2 separate regions of the Mus musculus genome follow, and region 1 is linked to region 2. A link is a contact called in ENCODE POLR2A ChIA-PET data. All regions are on one chromosome and are shown on one strand. Each heading gives the region's core, a stretch centred on a gene start or an enhancer-like site at or near the end of the contact. The rest is flanking DNA. Distances are from core to core; before and after follow the strand shown. Region 1 holds the start of Kifbp (kinesin family binding protein). Region 2 holds the start of Ddx50 (DExD box helicase 50).

The links. ChIA-PET counts read pairs that join two places held with the same protein, here RNA polymerase II (POLR2A).
Region 1: POLR2A ChIA-PET joins it to region 2 with 26 read pairs in Patski. The contact joins the promoter of Kifbp here to the promoter of Ddx50 in region 2. POLR2A ChIA-PET finds 5 or more read pairs at or near these places in 2 of 5 experiments (Patski and embryonic stem cell).

The regions. Positions count from the first base shown.
Region 1 is chr10:62,576,809-62,581,719 of GRCm38, forward strand. Kifbp (kinesin family binding protein) reads right to left here and starts at 1,649. Exons shown (of 7, transcript NM_028197.2): 1 at 1,156-1,649. The coding sequence starts at 1,569. Ddx21 (DExD box helicase 21) reads right to left here. Exons shown (of 15, transcript NM_019553.2): 15 at 3,439-4,911.
Region 2 is chr10:62,647,762-62,653,384 of GRCm38, forward strand. Ddx50 (DExD box helicase 50) reads right to left here and starts at 3,457. Exons shown (of 15, transcript NM_053183.3): 1 at 3,264-3,457. The coding sequence starts at 3,350.

The sequences.
Region 1 (4,911 bases), core at 399-2,898, 73 kb before region 2:
AGCAAAAGGGACAGGCAGTGCCTGTTAGTATTTGGCTTTTAATTTTATTGAGCCATCATAAAAGAATATGGCATACCATTTTCTTCTAAGTTTTGAGACTTTCCTGAAAGGCCTACCTACCCAACAATCAAGCTTAGTAAATATTCCCTGGTACACATATCTGGACTGGAGGATGAAACCATCTATAACCCTAAGAAAGTAACCTGGCACAACAGAGTCCGACATTATCTGTCTTTTTTCCCCCATAGTGTGGAGATGAAACCTGGAGCACTAGGTAAATGCTGTACCACTGAGCTACACCCAAGGGCCTGGAAAACTCTACCCACTATTTGAATTTTGAAATGTTATGTTCTCCAGAGCAGAAAGTCGCACTTGCTGCTTATAAAAATGTAAAGGATGGAAGGTGAGATCAGTTTGGACCAGATAGAGTTAGTCCAAACAAGAGTTCCGATAACCTCAGCAGGGAGGCTGAGGTGGGGGGATCATGGGTTAAAGGCAGCCTGGGCTACAAGACTCTGAAAGGAAAAGGGGGAGGGGGTCCTAGCACTCAGGAGGTGAAGACAGTCGAAGTTAAGCATTGCAGACACAAATGGATGTCTAAACACAAACAAAAAATAAAAAGTTATTAAAAGGTTGTCGAGACAGTTTAAGGAAAAGGTACGAATTCCTTGCTGAGCAAACAAGATGAATGTGGTAAAGAATAAAGTTTTAAGATTTTGGCCATTAACAACAACAACATTTAAGATTGGATCATTCTTGCGATCCCTTGTCCTGTTCATTCCATTCGAATCCCGTTGGATTATTTCTTCACAGAATGAAACTAAGCTTGTCATTGGGTTGGGAGGCGCTGATTCGGACGCTTAGGTTTTCTGCCCAGGATTACGGAAAGTAGCAAGTGAGGCTGGAGTAGGCGGCGAGAACTCAGAGGGAGTTGGTAGGCAGATGGAGGGTAGGTGTTATGACAAATTAAAAGGGACTAAACTTCGCTATGAAACCCAGGCTAGCCAAGAACCCAAAGCAATCCTCCTGCCGCAGCCTCCCTAGTACTGGAATTTCAGGCCGGGTGTTGTGCAATGCTGGGGACTGAACCAACTGAGAGACGTGCGCAGCCAGGAGGAGCGTTTTGGATGCAGAACTCCCGCCTCAGCATCTCACCTGCGCCTGGATGTAGAGAGACACACAGCCGAGCGACAGGCGGTAGGGGCGCAGCAACGACAGGCACCTGACCAGATGCTCCTCGCCGGCAGACAGTTCCTCCGTGTCGATGTGGTTCACACCAAGGTGGAACTCGACCACCGCGAGGCGCAGCGCCCGCTGCGCTCCGGGGCCCTCAGCCTCCCGGGGCTCACCCGCGCCCAAGGCCTGGTCGCCCGGCCCATCGTCAGCAGCCGGCTCGTCCTCGTCCTCGGGCGCCGGGCCCAGCAGCGCGCGCACCTCCTCCAACAGCGCGCGCGCGCCGTACTTGGACTTGTACGGCTCCTTCTCCGGGTTCTTGTGCAGCTCCACCCGCGACAGGGCCAGCGCTGCCTGGAACTTCTCGCGGATCTCTGGCCCCGGAGCGTTCGCCATCGCGGCCTGAGCTGACGGCCGCCTCCCCGTCCGTGGACCAGCAGCCACTGGAGGCCTCCGCGTTGCGACACTTCATTTACGACGTGTCGTGACTGTGGAGCGCCGACCAATGAAGTCGGTAGAGGGGAGCGCTAGACGCTCGGCAGCAGCCAATGGGAGGATGTTCTGGTCGCCACAACAGCCGTCGTCAAGGAAACGAAGCTGTCAGGGAATACAGAGCCTTCCGCTGCTACCCTTGAGCAGTATGGCTTCTCCTGCTTCATCCCAAAATGTAGTTTATACAAAAATGTTCAGAATCAGAATGATTCTTAGGGGTAAGGTACTAGCCTATCGTAAAGTCAATCCCTAGCTTAAATGAAATTTAACACTAACATCTTTCGATAACTGCTCAAGTTCATAGGCAAGAATCTTTCACCACTAATGTATTACGCTATCACAGTTAAAAATTATAGTTGTAGGAAACTACAACCCAGGTACCCAGGTCTCAGGGATCAAATTCAGATCCTCAGGCTCAGCCTCCGCAGCCTTTACTTACTAGAGCCACCTCACACCACCACCGCCCAGTCCCTGAAAATTCTATAAAGGCTCTGAGCTAGGCATGGTGCCAATTATCTGCAGGCTGACACAGGGGCCAGTGTTGATATGTATTGTAATGCTAAATTCTGTAGCCTATGATTAAATTCTCATGCTTACCAGCTTTTGTTGTACAAACTTTATTCCTTAATTTAAAACTTAATTTGGTTAAATAAAAATGGCTACAGCTAGCCGGGCGTGGTGGCGCACGCCTTTAATCCCAGCACTCGGGAGGCAGAGGCAGGCGGATTTCTGAGTTCGAGGCCAGCCTGGTCTACAAAGTGAGCTCCAGGACAGCCAGGGCTATACAGAGAAACCCTGTCTCGAAAAACCAAAAAAAAAAAAAAAAAAAAAAAATGGCTACAGCTGCCGGGCGTGGTGGCACACGCTTTTAATCCCAGCACTGGGGAGGCAGAAGCAGGCGGATTTCTGAGTACAAGGCTAGCCTGGTCTACAAAGTTCAGGACAGCCAGGGCTACACAGAAATCCTGTCTCGAAATAACAAAAACAAACAACAAAGGCTACAGCTAATAACTGCAGGGATCAGAGGTAGGTGGGTTTCCTTGTTGAGCATTGGAGAGAGTAGAACAAGAGCCAGGAGAGATGGACCATGAGCACACGGCAGGAGAAACAGCAATTACTTGGGGGAACACTGCTGGGAAAGAAGCCAGGTCAGCAGTTGGAAAAATAGATTAGAGATTATCCCCCAGTAATTGTCAAAGCCAAATAAAATAACCATAGTGTGAGTCTCACTTATTTGTAAGCTGGTCAGGGATAAGCTCAGAATTGGTTGTGCTACAAGTCTACATAGTTCCAAGACAGCCAGAGATACACAGTGAGATCTGTCTTGAAAACATTTATTAAATGTAAAATTATTTTAAGTCTTAAAATGTATGTACATACATATTGAAAGGTAAACATAGGATGTTAGGGGAAGAGAGCAATTCACAAAACTTGAATGGATGATTCAAGAAATGAACCTGTAGAAAATGGCCCACTGAAGGGCTGGGGGGATGGCAGTGACTGCTCTTCCAAGAGGTCCTGAGTTCAAACCCCAGCAACCACACGGTGGCTCACAACCATCTGTAATGGGGGATCCGATGCCCTCTTCTGGTGTGTCTGAAGACAGTGAAGGTATGTTAACATAGGATTGCGTTCATTTTTATGACAATTTAGCCAAGGCTAACTCCCCGTTATAACCTGATCTGCTTTAATGCAGTATACACAAAAGGCAAGCCAAGCTACTAGATTTACAGACCTAGCAGTCACTGCTATAAAATAAAAGCCACCAAGAACTAAATATAAAGCATCGGTATCTTTATTATGGCATAATGCAGTACTTTATACAGCAATTCATTTTAATGTAAAAACATTTTATGTACAGTTTCAGGAAAACATACATAGACAGCTGGAACATAAAAACAGGCTGTAATTTCAAAGTCCAGATTTATTTGATAAAGTGGAAAATATTTTCTCTGTAGAAAATAGTAAAAATGATAACATTTCCCAACAAGCCCATTTAAACCAAATAATAGTTGAATTATACATATAAATATTGCTTAGTTTCTGCAATCCAAAAGAAACTTCATTTGTTTGAAAAGTCATGTTTCATTTAAATTGTGTCAATTGGAATTCTTCCCTTCTTCCCCTTCACTGTTTGGTTTATGACAGATCATTTTTCTATAGGGTAACCCATTAATTCAAAATGTCTTTTAGCCTTTCCTCCTGCAAGCAGAGCCAGTATGTCCTTTCATCATCTTGAACTGGCAAACTCTTTTATCCCAACAGTGACATGCTTCATTAAACCATGCCCACATTTCTTACAAGCTACAGTTATCAACAAAGAAAACAAGAAAAACAAAACCCAACAAATCCTGAGCACAGAGGATGAGCCATCTGGTCAGAGTTCAAGGGGAAAACTGAATTTAAATAGAAAAAAGGGCACTGCTTCAGCTACCGGGAGCTGATTGGTTATCAGAGCCCTTTAATGCCAGGTAAAGGCCAGTTAGGAGGTAAGGACCATACTAAAATGAAGGTCTTAGTTGATCCAAACAATTAAGAAAAATTAAAAAAAAACCAAAATGACAGTGCGTGGTTCTGACTTTCCTCCCAAGCCTGTTCTAAGAGCCCTGCGCAGAATCTCTAGTACAGCTAGAGGACCCCACCACTCAAGCTTCTGTGCTAGGCGGGATGATTCCCAAATAAAGAACACCAGCAGTAGGCAGGGGCTATGCTTCAGTTCCCTCAAAGTAAGAGCTTAAAATGGCACAGCTTGTCATAGAAGGGCTCTCTGAGCTGTGATAATTTTTCAGAGAAGCTGCTTAACAGAAATAGATTTTACGTTGTGGTTTAAGATCTAAGCCACTGAAAACAAGCCTGTCCCACTGTGCCCCTTTAACAGCCCCAGACTGCACACTAGCAGACACAGCCCCTCCAGGAGCCACGAGTCAGGACCTGCTCACCACTCAAAGCACGCTTCTCCACCTCCTCACCTGTCACGATCAAAGACACCTTTGTGGCTTTTTTGAGATATTTGTCAGCAACACCAACTGAACCCCATGCTTCTTGGTAAATTAATCTTCCAAAAGTGGGGTGCAAGCACTTACATACCATTTATCCAGTCTCATTACTGACAAAAACACCTAGACATGTTAGGCATTTGGGCCTGAACTTTACACTGGGTCCTATAAAAATGTCTTTCTATATACCCTTGTCTGGAGACTTCACTGGAACAGAAAACACCTAATGAGTGTGTGAAGACACTGGAGT
Region 2 (5,623 bases), core at 2,207-4,706:
CCCATTTAGTATTACCATCCATATTTAACAATAAAGCTGCAGGTCCCCAACCCTTCTAACCATTTCCAGCTTATGAGAATTTTAAAACCATCTAGCTCCAATGATTTTGGATAAGGGATGGTGAACCTGTAATCTTTGCCACTTTAAGATGCAGAAAGAGAACTGGTCCTAAAGGCTCTTCTGCAGGTGGAAGTGGAAGGGATGGAATGCAGCCCTGTCTGACCTCAAAGTCTATGTTCTTCTCACAGCACGTGTCCTCCTTCAATTATTTGTTCTGTTTCGAGACGGGCTCGTGTAGCACAGAGTGACCTGGAACACCTGACCTGCCTGCCTCCACCTCCAAGTGCATGGGTTACAGGCATGTACTAGTTAGTAGATGCAGCTCTCCTTGAGAACAACTGATAAAGAAAATCAAATGTCATTTATATAAACCAACTGTTACACTTCCATGAAGGACTATAACACTGAAAACTAAGACTGGTTTAACAGAACAATAAAAAGTCAAACACCAAGGCACTCTTTTGTAACTTCAATTTTAAAATGCAAAACTAAGACTGTAAAGATGGCCCAGTGGTTAAGAGCACTGGCTCCTCTTCCAAAATACTCAGGTTCAAACCCAGCACCCACATGGTAGCTCCAGGGGATAGGACAGCTTTCTGTGGCCTCAGGACAGGTCTACACATAGTACACAGACATACACACAGGCATAAAACCCATACACACTAAAAAGATATTTTTTTTTTTTTAGTTTTTAAAATACCAAACTGAAGGCAAGTTCTTTTTTTTATTTATTTATTGACCACAAGAAATTATTTGAAAACTTGGTCCTTTAGAATCACTTAGTGAAATAAATAACTCATTTACCTCAGTGGAATCTAGTAAATTGTATAGCAGTACTTCATTTCACTAAAAACTACAAGCACCAAACTTTCACAATGCTAATATAATTTTTGAAGTGCTTTAGCATAAATTTTCATTCATAAATAGTTGAAAAAGCTGAGTAATATGTAAAAATGCCTTTTAAAATGTTCTACATCATTTGATCTTAACTGCGCCAGCCCACAGCTCTCTAAAGTAGTAAGTCCTATAGAAAAACAAGCTCACAGTCAGGCATGCAGTTTGGATTGCTTCAGGGCCCTGCACTTTAGGGAGAAGATAGAGCAAGCATGTCAGTGTAACACGTCTATGTCCAAACCCTGTAACATCCTAGAGTGCTAAGTACTAACATTACTCCCTCTGGAGCTCAAGCCCAACAGCCTCCTGTTTGCTGAGCTCTGTTCATCTCCTTATCTCTTAGCTCTCAACCTTCTTTAGTGTTTCCTTCTCCTTACCCTTCCGTGGAAGCTCAAGTCTGTGTCAACACACACTTCCAGACTCTCTTGGCTACTTTCATTCCTTTTCTAAGAACACAAATTCCCTATCTCAATATATCCAAACTAGAATTATTTTCATTGAATGCCAGACTTAGCCTAATATTCTATTTCTGCTATTTGGTATTCCATTCCATTTCCAAATGTCTACTTCTTTTTCATGAAGGGCAATCAATAAGTATATTATTTCTGGAGAATTTACAATATGAAAGCTACCAATATATAAAAACATAGTGAAATGTAAGGATGCACAAAGATATAATAACTTTCCTCAAGAATCTTTGGAAACTATTTCAAGATTTTATATATATATATATATATATATATATATATATATATATATATATATATATATATATATAAGCTAACTTTACAAGGAGCACATAAAACTGCCAATCACAAGATAACAGTAGAACAAGCCTTCGAAGGCAAATGAGGTAATGTTTTTATCTCATACTATACAAGTATGGTTAGAAAGAAACATTACCTAGACCATGTCAGAAGCAGGATTTAGGTATGCAAGGTTATTCAAGACAAACTAAATTAAATATAAAACTAAAATAACGGCTTGAGGTTACATTTATAGTCTACCCTAGAAGCCTACAGTAGTAAAATTCAAAGGGGCAAAGAGCTTTGGCTTGGGAAGATGAAAAGGTTCTAGAGATCACGGTGGTCGTGACAGCACAATTCTATTATAATGACATCAAGTCACACGCTTAAAATGGTATAAAAAAAATAAACCTTGAGCCATGGTCGAATTTAAACCCCAGCACTGAAAAATGGAACTCTCAAATGTAAATTCCAAATTTAGTACGTTCTACAAAAACAGAAAAACGAGAGTTGGGAATAGAGCTCAACGCTGGGCATTTGTCGGGCATAGTGGTGGCCTCACTTCAATGCCCACTGGGAAGGTGACATAAAAGGGTGGCTAGAATTTAAAATTTACCTTCGTGGTAGGTCCTAGGGGGTGTTTCCTCATCTCTAGCACTCTACAGAGTAAATATTTTATCAAGTGTCATCTTTCCCACAGTCATTTTCATCCTCATTCAGCTTTCTTTCTCCAGGTCAAATGTCTCCAGTAAAAATTTTACCTCTGCATTTTTTCTTAACACCATAAGATCCTCTATTTTTCGGGTTCTTTCTTTCTTTCTTTCTTTCTTTCTTTCTTTCTTTCTTTCTTAATGTCTTGGACGGAGGTGGGGATAGAACCTCTACAGGCTCCTGGTGGGCAGGGACTATTCTGCATACTTAATTAGTTTTATCTCCTCGGTCCTCAGCTAAGAGTCTGGCACGATTAGCCTCAATAAAAACCACAGTGGATTGAAAATACTGACAGTAAGGGCTATTCGTAATACAACCCCCACGAACTCCATCACAGCCAACCCCTGGCAAGCCTGGCTTTGACACTGTTCCTTAAGCCTCTATTACCCAATCATGGAGGATTGTAACCCCCTAGGATAGCTTTTCCCGAGACTGCTGCAGACACGACACCGCGACCGGGAGGCAACACATAGGCAAAGCCATCATCATCTCTGTCTCAACTCTTCGAAGGCCCCGGAAAACCAAATGAAGGGACTCGCCGCCTAAGAAAGGGAACACGAGCAGATTCCACGGCGATGGGAGCTCAAGTCTGCCCATCTCTCGGGAGAGATCCGGGCGCAGAGGCCGACGTGGGGCTGAAGTACCACGGAAGCCGGGCCGTTCTCCTCCAGGTCCGGGAGTGCGGCGATGGGGAATGGTCCCTGGGACCTCGGAGGGCTGAGCTCGGCGAAGGGGAAGCTGTCCCTCGGAAACTCGCCCCCGGTCCTGACAGGTCTTTCCCCTTCCTAGACAGCTCCCCTCCCCGCCCAGGCCAGCGCAGCCCGAGGGAGGCGCGGCCCAGCCGCAGCACACCTTTTGCCGCTCCTTCCTCTGGCTCTCGGACTCTTCCAAGGGTGCCTCGAGCTCCATTATGTCTCCCCAGAGGAGTTTCCCGGGCATTACTGGCCGTCGCAACCTCCCGCCCGGCTGCGGTGGCCGCGACCACCTACGGCCACCGAGAGCGTGAAAGGAAGCGGGGGCTGGGCGGCCCCGCCGGCCAGGACCGTGCGTCACTTCCGGGCCACGCACCTCGCGGCGGGAGCAAAGCAAGCCGGAACTCTACAGGAGGAAACTCTCCCAGAGAGTCGCAGCCTCCCTCGGCCAATGAAAACCTGAGTGGCCCCGATGGGCCCGCCCACGGTCTGAAGTGACAGGCTTCTCCAGAGCACGGGCCAATCTCCAGGAAGGACGCTCGCCTCCCCTGGCGCGGCACGCAGAATTCCAAGTGTTCCCCTCCCCCCGCTCGGAACGCCTCCCTTCCCAGCATGCCCTGCAACGCTCGCGCAGCCCCCTCGCAGGCGGCGGGGAGCGAGGGGCTGACGCGCGACGCAGCGGCTCGTGGGCAAGCACGAGCTGAGGCCGGCGGGAGCGCCACGCGCCGTACAGCCATTCGCCGCCGGAAACTGCAGCCCTCCGCCCCGCCCCCGCCCCGCCCCGCCCCCCGCAGTGGGTGGAGCGTTAGCCTGTAACGGTACCTGGGCATTGACGTCGAGGCTTCCCGGGGTCAGCAGAATCTGCAGGGGTCTGAAGCCGAGGGGCCGCCTCAAGGATATTAGCTCCTTATGCAGGCGTTAAGTTATGGCTTCACTTTTAGTTCTCACGTATCCCAGAAGAAACCAAACCCACCCGAGAAGCGAATTTATTTGTCCAAACTCAGTAGCGCTTGTAAGACTTGAAAAGTGATCGGAATCCGCGATGGGCACAGCGCTCTCACAGCTGTAATTTCCCAGAGTTGCAAGGCGAATGCTCGCTCCTATGAAACAGAATAGGGAAAAATCTAAAGGATAAGAAAAGCAAGTCCAATGTGTCTGACAGATGACCTGCTTGTAATACGTACATTTAATCTTAAGGTTCAGGATTAACTGCCTCTGAGGTACAAATTTATATGAAAGATATCAGTGTCAGCGAATTGACTTCTTGGTCTTTATGTATATTCACAAAGATTGGGCTCGATCCCCTGTACCTCACAGACCAGGCAAGCCTACTACCAATTGAACAACAATCCCAGTCCTCAAACCTTGTTTATCATGTTCTCTTTATTCAGTCAATCAGCTATTACATTCCTGAGGGAAGATGACACCAAACCTAGATGTAGGTACAGGGCATTCTTGCAAACTACATAATGTCTAGTGTAGCAGTCTTGTAATCTGAGCCTCAAACACAGGCCTTAAAAAAATTACAGCTACACGTCCTGAGTTCTATGATTAGACTTAAATAACCGGGACCACAATATTTTAAATTTGTGATAGCTTCCAGAATTCTATGAAAATAAGGACTGGCTTAACATCAATGACTTTGTCTGAATGTAGTCTTATGGATTCAGTTTTATAACACCAGGTGTGTTCAAGGAATGATGGTGAAAAAGGCTTTTCCCACAAGTTGGATGAATAGTTATGGGTCTCTACATCTAAATCTTTACAAATCTAAATCTCAATAGCTTTTCTAAATTCTTTTTCCTCTTAGCTACACCCAGTTCTACAGCAATACACTATGCCCCTACAACGGAATATGCTATGCATAGGAACAGTTAATAAGGTGAAGAATGCCACACACATGGGTATAAAGGGAGCAGATGCTGTCTTGTGGCTGAAAATCACTCAAATGAAGTGCATTTTTACCTTCTTAGGATCCTATTTTTGGCATTTTTTTTCTCATACCAAACCTCACAGCAAACCTGAAAAGGACTAGATTCTATTAGTCATTCAAGTGACTGCTTCCCAAATTGTGACACCTTCGGCGCCAACAAATGTGGCCTTTCTAAGTCCTAATGGCCTGAACTAATTCTCTTATCAAGTGGGGAAGGAGATTGGAGATCTACACATGAGTAACTTGCCCAAGGAGTGAAGGACTTGGTCGATATTAGCTTAATTGATCAGGAAACATGGGAACAGGAACTATAATTTTAATTTAAAACTCAAAAGATTTATGTCTGATCGTGAGATTTGGAACCAAGGGGAATTAAAACAACATATCATTTATTTTTCTCACTGCTGGGACAAAATACCTGAGAAGAGACTTAAGCGTTTTATTTTGGGTCATTTTGGCTTATAGCTGGAGGCTAGAGTCCATCGGGGTAGGCAAGATGTGGCAATAGGCGTACAAGGCAGCTGGTCATATTTCATCTGCTAGAAAAAGAAAAATGAACAATGGTGCTCACCTACCCTCTTTTATTT